Linked DNA regions of Homo sapiens: region 2 is linked to region 1. A link is a loop called in an ENCODE intact Hi-C map of the cell type or tissue named here. Cell type or tissue: CD4-positive, alpha-beta T cell. All regions are shown on one strand. Each heading gives the region's core, and the rest is flanking DNA. Links, peaks and the distances in the headings are about the cores only. Region 1 holds the start of LOC100996437 (a long non-coding RNA gene). Region 2 overlaps TYW1 (tRNA-yW synthesizing protein 1 homolog).

Region 1 (6,904 bases), core at 862-5,861:
TTTCTTAGTCAATCTAGCTAAAAATTTGTCAATTTTGCTGAACTGTAAAAAAAACTTTTAATTTTATCTATTCTCTTAATTTCCTTTATTTATTTCCACTCTAATCTTTGTTTCTGGTATTCTGCTAGGTTGGGGTTAGCTCTTCTTTTTCTAGATCCTTTAGAGGGTATAGTGAGGTGACTAATTTGAGATCTTTCTTACTTTTATTTTTTATTTTTATTGATTTTTTTTGAGATAGAGTCTCACTCTGTCACCCAGGCTGGAATGCAGTGGTGCTATCTCGGCTCACTGCAACCTCCCTCTCCCAGGTTCAAGCGATTCTCCTGCCCCAGCCTCCCAAGTAGCTGGGATTACAGGCCTGCATCACCATGCCTGGCTAATTTTTGTATTTTTAGTAGCGATGGGCTTTTGCCATGTTGGTTAGACTGGTCTTGAACTCCTGACCTCAGGGGATCCTCCCGCTTCAGCCTCCCAAAATACTGGGATGTTGGCATGAGCCACCACTGCTGGCTTTCTTATTTTTAAAGGTAGATGCTTACAGCTAAACATTTCCCTCTGAACGCTGCTTTAACTTCATCCCATAAGTTCTGGTATGTTGTGTTTTCATTTTCATTCATCTCAAAGTGTTTTCTAATTTCCTGTATGATTTCATCTCCAACCAGTGATCAAGAGTGTGTTTATTTTCCATATATTTGTGAGTTTTCAAGTTTTCCTTGTTACTGATTTCTAGTTTCATTCCATCGTGATTAGAAAATACTTAGTATTTTGCATACTTTCAAACTTTTAAAACATTAATATTTGTTTTGCAGCCTAATACACTGTATACTCTGGACAATATCCCACACGCTCTTGAAAAGAATGTGTATTTTGCTGTTGTTGGGTTGGTGTCTGCATATGACCATTAGATCTAATTGGATTATCATGTTGTTCAAGTGCTCTCTTTCCTATTGATCTGGTCTCTGTATTATTAACATTGAGGTAGTGAGGTCTCCAATGATCATCCTGAAACTCTATTTCTCCCTTTAATTCTATCCTTTTTTACTTCATATGTTTTGATGCTCTGTTGTTAGGCACATATGTTTTAAATTATTATATTTTCTTGTTGGATTAAACTTTTTATCAGTATAGAATTCCCTTGTCTCTCATAACCATTCTTGGCTTAAAACCTATTGTGCCTAACATGTGGCCACTCCTGGTCTCATTTGGTTACTTTTTTTTTTTTTTTTTTTTTGAGATGCAGTTTCACTCTTGTTGCCCAGGCTGGAGTGCAATGGCGTGATCTTGACTCCCCACAACCTCTGTCTCTCGGGTTCAAGCAATTCTCCTGCCTCAGCCTCCTGAGTAACTGGGATTACAAGCAGGTGCCATCACAGCCGGCTAATTTTTCTGTTTTTAGTAGAGACACGGTTTCACCATGTTGCTCAGGCTGGTCTCAAACTCCTGACCACATGATCCGACCGCCTCGGCCTCCCAAAGTGCTGGGATTACAGGCATGAGCCACCACGCCCAGCCAGAGAGACCCATTTTAACCACACAGGGACCCAGCTAAAAACCCTTCCCTGGTTCTGTCACCATCAGATTAAAGCCTAAGCTTCTAGATCTCTGTCCTGCACTTTTTCACTTTAATAACGACCCTCCAGGCTCAGTAGCTGATGCCTGTAATTTCAGCACATTGGGAGACTTGAGGCGGGAGGATTGCTTGAGTCCAGGAGTTTGAGACCAGCCTGGGCAACACACCAAGACTCCATCTTTACAAAATATTTAAAAATCAGCTGGGTGTGGTGGCACGCATCTGCAGTCTCAGCAACTTGGGAGGCTGAGGTGGGAGGATCCCTTGAGCACAGGCAGTTGAGACTTCAGTGACTCGTGATCGTGTCACTGTACTCCAGCCTGGGTGACAAAGTGAGACCCTCTCTCTCAATAAATAAATAAATAAGCACCTCCTTGTAGTTACTGGCCTCCTCTCCTTTGATTCCCCTCATTCCACCCTGTTAGTCTGAATGTTACTCATTCTTCAAGACACATGCAGAAAGTATTCCCCGATCCCTTCCAGGCTCCACGCCCGACAGCACGGCCTAAATGCCCGACTCCCTCCTCGGTGCTCCATCTTAGCTCACACTCCTTACCACACTGTTTTGAAAGTATCTTGACTGTCCCTTCTCCTCAACTGGCTAACTTCTAGAGAGTAGAAACATGACTGCTTGGAAGGTCATTAAAAATTCAAATCCTGAACATTTCTTAATCCTGCAGATATGAATCAGTAACTCTTAAAAGCAAAATGTTATTTATCATTAAATATTAACAATATAATCACATTTTCTTGCATCTCTGGCAAGTTTCTTGGTACAACAATTTTAAGGAACGGACTCTTTAACAGCAGTTAAAGCTGCGCGATAGCTGACGCCTATAATCCCAGCACTCTGGGAGGCCGAGGCGGGAGGATCGCTTAAGGCCAGGAGTTTGACACCTGCATGGGTAACATTGTGAGATCCCATCTCAAAAAATATAATAAAGAAAAACAAAGCAGTTCTAGGTTTAGGGGGGGAAAGTAGCTCTCCAAGCCAAAAACCAACTCCCAAGGTGCTCCGGTAAACTCGTCCTGGGAAAATTTCCTATTTAATCTCAAAGGCAAAACGAGTCCACGGGCGCCCACGACACATTTCCCAACCGCAAGGACTGGTCACCCGCGCTGAGACACCGCCAGCTGCCTATGACCTAGCCTCCAAAGCGGCAGAGTCCCTCCCTCTCTCTCCCTAAACTGCCGTGATGGACATCTCTCGGCTCTCCTCCCAGACGGTTCGGAAGTAGGGACTTCTGCTCCTAACCCCAGCCCTGCAGCCTCGCCCTCAGCCACGGGGTGGAAGTCAGGACCACAGGCTTCAAATCCCCTCCCAACTCCGGGACGCTTCTGTCCCCCCAGGGCGACGGGGGATCAAGTCCCGGCGCCCCTGTCGCGGCCAAGAGCTGTGGTCTGGGTCCGAGCGTCCCAGCTAGGCGCGTTCCAGAGAGGTCATGGGAGGGGCCCCGCGCGACCACAAATGTTGCTTCGGAGCCAGCGTCCTGGACGGGGAAGTGAGAGCCGGGACGAGGGGAGCCGCCGAAGAGGGAGGCGGCCGGGAAATGCTCCGCGTCAGGCCTTCAAGGGCTTGTCCGGGCGCTGGAGATGCCGGCAACGAGCACGTTAGACGGAGAAGCCGCGCACTGTGAGGATTAAGGGAGCCGAGGGCGGCCTGGAACTGGGAAGGCGGAGCTGACGGGGCTGGAATGTGGGACGAAGGACAGCGGGAGGCACCGACGCGCAACTGCCCCAGCCGCGCGGAGGGCACGGACCGACCGCCCCGCCGCCCACGGCCCGAGACGCCCGGCCGCCCCGCTCCCGTAGCTGAGAGCCGCGACGCTCTTACACCAGTCCGTCCGTTCCGTACCTCGCCCGCGGCTTCGCCGACATCCACACAGCCGCTCGCCCGCGTGGCTGCAGTAGGTCTGGTCTCCGTTGTCCGCTCCCGCCCCACACACACCCTCCTGCTAGCCCCGCCCCCGGCGCGGCCTGCGCACGCACGATACGCAAGCCGTGCAAACGTCACTTCCGGGGCCTTTGGCTCTTCACCGGAGGAAATGTGAGCCGGATCCAAAGGGTCGAGGGGACTGGGGTGCCCCCGTGACGTCTAAGAGCAAATAGAAGAGGGCGGCCTCCAGGCTAAAGCTAGGGCACTGGGGAGCCCCGGAGAAGCCTGCCTTTCCTAGTCTGTGGCTCAGTCCCTGCTTCCGGCTTCCGGCGCGCAGCAGCGGGAGAGCGACGCTGGCCCCCTGGCGATCCTGGCGCTGCGACCGCGGTGGTAGCGCGAATGGGAGGTGGAGCGGAGCCACTGCGCCGAGGGACGCTTCAAAAACTCTTTGAGTTTCAGCCCTTCGCGGATCCGAGGATGTGACAGTTGTTCGAGTTAAAGGGTCTTAAGGCGATCGGTTGATCCAAAAGCAGCTGAATCTTTAGAAGACCCACGCAGGAGGATTCCTTGAGGCCAGGAGTTCGAGACCAGCCTGGGCCACAAAGCAAGATCACTGTCTCTACAAAAGAAATTTTACTTGCTGGGCGCGGTGGCTCACGCCTGTAATCTCAGCACTCTGGAAGGCCGAGGCGGGCGGATCACGAGGTCAGGAAATCGAGACCATCCTGGCTAACACAGGGACCCCGTCTTTTCTAAAAAATACAAAAAATTAGCTGGGCGTGGTGGCGGGCGCCGGTAGTCCCAGCTACTCGGGAGGCTGAAGCAGGAGAATGGCGTGAACCTGGGACGCGGAGCTTGCAGTGAGCCCAGATCGCACCACTGCACTCCAGCCTGGGCGACAGAGCGAGACTCTGTTTAAAATAAACAAACAAATTTTACAAATCACCCAGGCATGATGGCGCGCACCTGTGGTCCCAGCTACTGGGGAGGCTGCGGTGGAAGGATCGCTTGATAGCCCAGGAAGTTGAGGCTGCAGAGATCCCTCCACTAAACTCCAGCTCCGGTGACAGAGCAGAGCGAGACCCTGCCCTCCCCTCCCCCCACAAAAAGCATAACCGAGACCCAGAAGTGCAATAAATTAGCCAGTGTCACAAAGTATTAATGGTTGAGTCACAAATTGAATCCTGTTGACGTGATTCCCATGTAAGGAATGTGAAAAACAGTACCTAAATACTGACTGCTCTGCGTCCTGGATGCCATCTATGGCGTAAGGTGCAGTCACAGCAAGAAAAAAAAGAAAATACTATGCTGTGGCTGTGAGATAGGCCTGGGTTGGAATCCCAGCTTTGCTAATTATCGCTGCTGTGTTTTTGGACAGGTTGCCTAATTTTTGTCTTTTTTTGGTGGGGGAGTCTCGCTTTGTGGCCCATACTAGAGTGCAGTGGTGCGATCTCGGATCATTGCCTCCTAGGTTGAAGGGATTCTCCCACCTCAGCCTCCCAAGTAGCTGGAATTGCAGGCGCCCACCACCACGCCCAGCTAATTTTCTTGTATTTTTAATCGAGACAGGGTTTCACCGTGATGGCCAGGCTGGTTTCGAATTCTGACCTCAACTGATCCGCCCCCCTTGGCGTCCCAAAGTGTTAGGATTACAGGTGCCCGCCACCACGCCTGGCTAATTTTTGTATTTTTAGTAGAGACGGGGTTTCACCGTGTTAGCCAGGATGGTCTCGATCTCCTGACCTTGTGATCCGCCCGCCTCGGCCTCCCAAAGTGGTGGGATTACAGGCGTGAGCCACTGCGCCCCGCCAATTTTGTATTTTTAGTACAGACGGGGTTCCTCCATGTTGTCAGGCTGGTCTCAAACTCCTGACCTCAGGTGATCCACCTGTCTCAGCATCCCAGGCATGAGCCACCAAGCCCAGCCTCATTTGGTTACTTTTTGCATGGAATTTATTTTTTCATTCTTTTGTTTTCAATCTCTTTGTTTCTTTGTATCTAAAGTGAGTCTCTTATAGACAGTATATGGATGGATCATGTTGTATTTTATTTTACTTATTTTTTTTACATTTCCCAAGGCTCTGTCATCCACCTTTTCATTAAATCATTCTACCAATCTCTCCTGGGCTCAGGTGATCCTACCACCTCAACTGCCTGAGTAGCTTGGACTGCAGGCACATGCCACCGCTCATGGCCTATATTCTTCTTCTCTTTTTTTTTGGGTGGGGGGGTGGTGCTTAAACAACAGAAATTTATTTCTCTTGGTTATGGAGTCTAGAAATCCAAGTTAAGGGCTGGGCGCAGTGGCTCACACCCGTAATCTCAGCACCTTGGAAGGCCAAGGCAGATGGATCACCTGAGGTCAGGAGTTCCAGACTGGCCTGGCCAACATGGCAAAACCCCGTCTCTACAAAAAATACAAAACTCAGGCATGAAAAACCAAAAGAAATCCAAAATCAGATCACAGAATTGGCAGGTTTGGTTTCTCCTGAGGCCTCTCTCCTTGGCTTATAAATGGTCACCTTTTCACTGTGTCCTCACATGGCCTTTTCTCTGTGAACATGCATTCTTGGTGTCTGTGTGTGTGTCCAAATTTCCTCTTTTTATAAAGTCACCAGTCGAATTGGACTAGGGCCCACCCTAATGGCATCATCTTAACTCACCTCTTTAGAGACCCTATTCCTAAATACAGTCACATTCTGAGGTATTGGAGTTAGGACTTCAACATATAAATTTGGTGGGGATCACAATTAAGCCTATAACATAATCATAGTTACTTAAAAAATAAATAACATGGTGATATAGAATAAGCAGGCAGGAGCGAGGGTTTGGGAGCCTAGGGAGAACCTGGTAAGATGGCACCAAGTTGACACCATAAGGGACTGTGAGGGTGAAGCCACCTGGGAAGGAAGAAGAGAAGGAAGATGCCAGACAGTCCTGGAGGTTAGGCAGGACTTAAATGACTTTGAGACTGGTCACTCATCCAAATATGAAAACTCTCGGGACTCAGAAAATGATAGGACTAAGCAAAAATCCAGCACCAGGGCGGGTGGCTCATGCCTGTAATCCCAGCACTTTGGGAGGCCGAGGTGGATGGATCACCTGAGGTCAGGAGTTCGAGACCAGCTCTGGCCAAATGGTGAAACCCCATCTCTACTAAAAATACAAAAATTAGCTGGGCATGGTAGTGCACACCTGTAATCCCAGCTATTCAGGAGGCTGAGAGAGGAGAATCGCTTGAACACGGGAGGCAGAGGTTGCGGTGAGCTGAGATTGCGCCATTGCACTCCAGCCTGGGTGACAAGAGTGAAACTCCCATCTCAAAAAAATAAAAAGGCAGCACGAGTGCAAATGTTTTGGCTTCTTCTTGTGTAGCTCATCTCATATCTCCCAGTTAGAAACTTTCCTTGTAATGTAGAATCCCTATTGCTGGGATATAAACCTGTATCCTCCTGTTC
Region 2 (5,000 bases), core at 1-5,000, 350 kb before region 1:
TCTATGGTATTTAGGTTGACAATGGCATGGACCAGGGGAGTAGCAGTGAAGGTGGTAAGAAGTGATTGGAAACTGAATCTATTCTTAAAGTAGAACAAACAGAATCTGCTGACAGACTGGACATGGGTTGTATAAAAAGAAGTCAAAAGGTGTTTTGGACCAAGCAATTGGAAGGATAAAGTTGTCATTTACTGAAATTGTAAGGATTACAAGTAGAGCAGGCTTGGGCAGAAAATTGGGAGTTCAGTTTTGAGCACACTGATGTTAAGATGCTTACTAGACATTCATATGATGCTCTAAGATAGGTAACTCGATATGAAAGTCTGGAGTTGAGAGAAACAGTTAAGATTAGAAACAGAAATTTAGGGCCAGGCGCGTGGCTCAAGCCTGTAATCCTAACACTTTCAGTGGCCGAGGCGGGTGAATCACTTGAGGCTAGGAGTTTGAGACCAGCCTGGCCAACATGCAGAAACCCCGTCTCCACTAAAAATACAAAAATCCCAGCACTTTGGGAGGCCAATGCCACTGCACTCCAGCCTGGGTGACAGAGTAAGACCCTGTCTCAAAAAAAAAAAAAAAGAAAAAAGAAAAAGAAAAAGAAAAAGTTACAAAAAATATAAGAGAAAAGATCTGAGACACAGAAGACGATCCAAAAGGTAGAACATCCCACAGGAATCCCAGAAAAAAAGAAATGAAAAGGGGAAAAAAAAATTCATCCAAGAAATATTAACAGAACTAATGCACACAAATCGTCAAAATGCATACAAATCGTCAAAACAAAAAAAATTCAAGTATACAGAACAATAGCTGAAAAAGATCCAAATAGTCACCTTCCCATAAAATTTCCAGAAATCAAGGACAAAGAAATGATCCGAAAATCTTCCAGAAACAAAATAATCAAGTCATCTACAAATTCGCTTTCTCATTAGCAATACTAACATGCTGGAAGACAATGAAGCTACGCCTTCTGAGGCAAAAGTTTTTAATAGTCTTCTACACACGACCAAATATGAATCAATCAAATCCAACAGCAGAATGAAGAAATATTGAGATGGGCTGGGCACAGTGGCTCACACCTGTAATCCTAGCCCAATATTGAGATGGGCTGGGCATAGTGGTTCATGCCTGTAATCCTAGACAGAAGGATCTCTTGAGGCCAGGAGTCAAGACCAGCCTGGGCAACATAAGGAGACCCCATCTCTACAAAAAAAATTTTTTTAATTAGCCCAGCATGGTGGCACAAGCCCATATTCCCATCTACCCAGGAGGGTGGGTCAGGAGAATCGCTGGAGCCCAAGAGGTCGAGGCTGCAGTGAACTAAAATCATGCCACTGCACTCCAGCTTGGGTAACAGAGCAAGACCCTATCTCTTTTTTTCTTCTTTCCTTTTTTTTTTTTGTTTGAGACAGGTTCTCACTCTGCTGCCCAGGCTGGAGTGCAGTGGTGCAATCTAGGCTCACTGCAACCTCCACCTCCCAGATTCAAGCAATTCTTCTGCCTCAGCTTCCCAAGTAGCTGGAATTACAGACGTGCACCACCACGCCCAGCTAATTTTTTGTATTTTTAGTAGAAATGGGGTTTTGCTTTGTTGCCGAGGCTGGTCTCGAACTCCTGGCCTCAAGTGGTCTGCCCACCTCGGCCTCCCAAAGTGCTGAGATTACAGGCATGAGCCACCACGCCAGGCCAAGACCTTGTCTCTTAAAAAATAAAAATAAAGGCTGGGCGCGGTGGCTCACGCCTGTAATCCCAACACTTTGGGAGGCCAAGGTGGGCAGATCATGAGGTCAGGAGTTCGAGAACAGTCTGACCACCGTGGTGAAACCCCATCTCTACTAAAAATACAAAAACTAGCTGGGCATAGTGGTGGGCGCCTATAGTCCCTGCTACTCAGGAGGCTGAGGCAGAAGAATCGCTTGAACCCGGGAAGCAGAGGTTGCAGTGAGCCGAGATCGCGCCACTGCACTCCAGCCTGGCGACACAGCGAGGCTCCATCTCAAAAAAATAAATAAATAAAAAATAAATAAATAAAATAAAATAAATAAAAATAAATTCAGATGGCGCAGCTTTAAGATGGAAGATGGCTATCTACCCCAAAATCAACTATGATATGGACAGCAACATTAAGCCACTGAGACTTGAGGGCTGTTTGTATAAACTAATTAATATAAAGAGCCAATAACTTTTGTGTAATGTTGATAAATCTCGAAACACAGCATAAGCATCAGAGGAACTAAAAATAGAAATAGTTAAAAGGTTTCTGGAGAGTACATTTCATTATGAACTTTCTGTACACCTGGATTTGTTACCATCTGCAAGTATTCGTTTGATCTTTTTGATCATTTTTTTTAAAAAGGTAAAAACATGCATAAAGAGGCTCTGAAAAAGGTTTTTTATAAGTAACATTAAAAGGACTTTGCTTTGGCTGCTCAGACACCTTTTTGCTTTTTTTCAGGTTTCCCACCTCCACTGCTTAAGGTTTAACTTAACAACTGACCTTCGACTGTAAAATGAAGCAAAGTATCTGCACTCAAGTAGTGAAAACCTAAGAAGTACTATTCTGCGCAACTTCCACAAGAGGGCAGTAGAACCCTCTGAAGTAGTCCACAAAAGTAACAGACCTTGATTTTTCCTCTAATTTATTTTCATGCTAGCCTTCCTTAAAATCTTTTCCTAGAAAGCACTAACTAGCTGTGACCTGGCTAGGCCTCGTGGCTCATGCCTATCATCTCAGCACTTTGAGGGCCAAGGTGGGTGAATATCTTGAAGCCAGGAATTCAAGACCAGCCTGGACAAGATTGCAAGATCTTGTCTCTACAAAAAAATTAAATAAATTTTTTGGCTGGGAGCGGTGCCTCACGCCTGTAATCCCAGCACTTTAGGAGGCTGAGGCGGGTGGCTCATCTGAGGTCAGGAGTTTGAGAGCAGTGTGACCAATATGGTGAAACCTCGTCTCTACTAAAAATACAAAAATTAACTAGATGTGATGGCAGGCACCTGTAATCCCAGCTACTAGGGAGGCTGAGGCAGGAGAATTGCTCGAACCCAGGAGGCAGAGGTTGTGGTGAGCCGAGATCACACCACTGCACTCCAGGCTGGGGGACAGAGTGAGATACCATCTCAAAAATAAAATAAATTTTTTTAAAATAGCTGTGACCTTGTAACACAGAAACAGGTAGCATCTAGATATAATTAGAGAATGGGACTGGGCACGGTGGCTCACGACTGTAATCCCAACACTTTAGGAGGCCGAGGCGGGCAGATTGCTTGAGCCCAAGAGTTTAAGACCAGCCTGGGCAACATGGCAAAACCCCATCTCTACAAAAAGTACAAAAATTAGCTGGGTATGGTGGCATGCACCTATAGTCCCAGATACTCAGGAGGCTGAGGTGGGAGGATGCCTTGAGCCCGAGAGGCAGAGGTTGCAGTGAGCGAAGATGGCACAACTGCACTCCAGCCTGGGCAACAGAGAGAGACCCTGTCTTTAAAAAAAGAAAAAAAAAAGCAAAAAGGAGAAATCAAAGTACATGCCAGATAATATCACTAAATCCTCACAGTGACCCTGAGATAACCATACTATTACCATCTGCAATTTACCATTTCACAGATAAGCAACTGAAGCTTAGATGGCACTACAGCCAGACACTGTTCCCCCGCAAAAAAGAGAGAGAATGGGAAGCATCTTTCAACTAGATATCAGCTGTATTTACTTTAGTGTCTACCTTTAACACTTTTAGCACTATTAGAAATCAAAACAAGTTTCATTACATAGATGTGTGACGTGAGGCCAGGTGCAGTGGCTCACGCCTGTAATCCCAGCACTTTGGGAGGCCGAGGCAAGCGGATCACCTGAGCCCAGGAGTTTGAGAGCAGCCTAGCCAACATGGCAAAACACCCATCTCTACTAAAAATACAAAAATTAGCCAGGCATGGTAGCAGGCACCTATAATCCCAGCTACTCGGGAGGCTGAGGCAGGAGAATCGCTTGAGGTGGAGGTGGAGGTTGCAGTGAGCCGAGATCGTGCCACTGCACTCCAGCCTGGGTGACAGAGTGAGACTCTGTCTCAAAAAACAAAATAAAAAATAAACATAGATGTGTGATGTGAAAGTCAGGCCCATATTGGAACTATTAGTGCCATCCTTTTTTCCCTATTCCCTACTTCCATACCCATGGGCATCGATAATGGACTCACAACTTTCTCTAGCCTGCTGAGGCAGAAGCAAACTTCAGAACAAAGGCCCCCTCAAGACACTGACCATCAGACACCACCAATCAGCTCTAACTGGGCACAGGAGATGAAACCTGCCTACCGTCACAGAATGGAAAAATATTTGAGGGGAAAAGGCTGGGAGAAAGAATAAAGAAGGTTAGATGACCAATTCAGTTCACTGCTAAAGGACAGTTCACTGCTAAAGTTCACTGCTAAAGGGATTTTCTTAAAATGTCAGGAAACCAAAGGAAAAGCATCATATAAATTTCTTACCTTCGCTGTTCCAGTCTGAGAACCATAAAAAATCTTCACTCCAGACACAAAGATGTCTTTCTCTTGAAGGGAGACATAACCATTTGTCATCAAATCCTGAGCTGCTTTTGGAACAGATTTTTCCTGTAAGTTCTTGCCCTTGAAGACAAATAATTACACAAAATCCATCAAGTCTAAATCGTTTCCCAACTTCAGCAGGGATGAAAATTAGCACAGATACTGACACATTTTATTTTTCTCTTAATCTGACACACTGTATTTTTCTCTTAATCTTTCTGGTTGTATTCCTCAAATATTAGCCCCTTGGTATAATAAGGTCCTTTAATAGGCAGGACCCACATTTTTAAGGCTCATGATTTCCTTTCCCTCCAAGAAAAAACTTTACATACTTTTATCCTATAAGGTATTTTAGTAGAATAATAGTAGGAACTTATTTTCTGATCCTTAATTAATGGAAAGAGAGGACTACTGACCCTTAAAGGTATAAAACAAATTTGTTTTTCATATAAAAGGTTCACT

The links. A loop is a pair of places that touch in the nucleus more often than their neighbours do. Peaks named below come from ENCODE experiments on the same cell type or tissue, not always from the same donor. Only the 100,000 strongest peaks of a DNase experiment are listed, where the experiment ranks them.
Region 2: a loop joins it to region 1, with 3 times the contacts of the local background. A loop is called at or near these places in 12 of 110 quality-filtered maps.

Annotation. Positions count from the first base shown.
Region 1 is chr7:66,651,148-66,658,051 of GRCh38, reverse strand. It overlaps LOC100996437 (a long non-coding RNA gene), which reads right to left and starts at 3,533. Exons shown (of 4, transcript NR_110037.1): 1 at 3,426-3,533. It also overlaps a transcript of RABGEF1 not described here. RefSeq lists enhancers at 2,435-3,040, 3,041-3,646, 3,647-4,252 and silencers at 3,175-3,424, 3,435-3,504. In CD4-positive, alpha-beta T cell, for the core only: a CTCF peak has its summit at 3,709; DNase peaks (open chromatin) are centred at 2,841 and 3,591; H3K4me3 peaks cover 2,191 bases; H3K27ac peaks cover 1,912 bases.
Region 2 is chr7:66,998,436-67,003,435 of GRCh38, reverse strand. TYW1 (tRNA-yW synthesizing protein 1 homolog) reads right to left here. Exons shown (of 16, transcript NM_018264.4): 3 at 4,482-4,619. Among named protein-coding and RNA genes, the nearest start is that of TYW1, 4.1 kb to the right of the region's middle. In CD4-positive, alpha-beta T cell, for the core only: CTCF peaks have their summits at 2,408 and 2,637; a DNase peak (open chromatin) is centred at 2,637.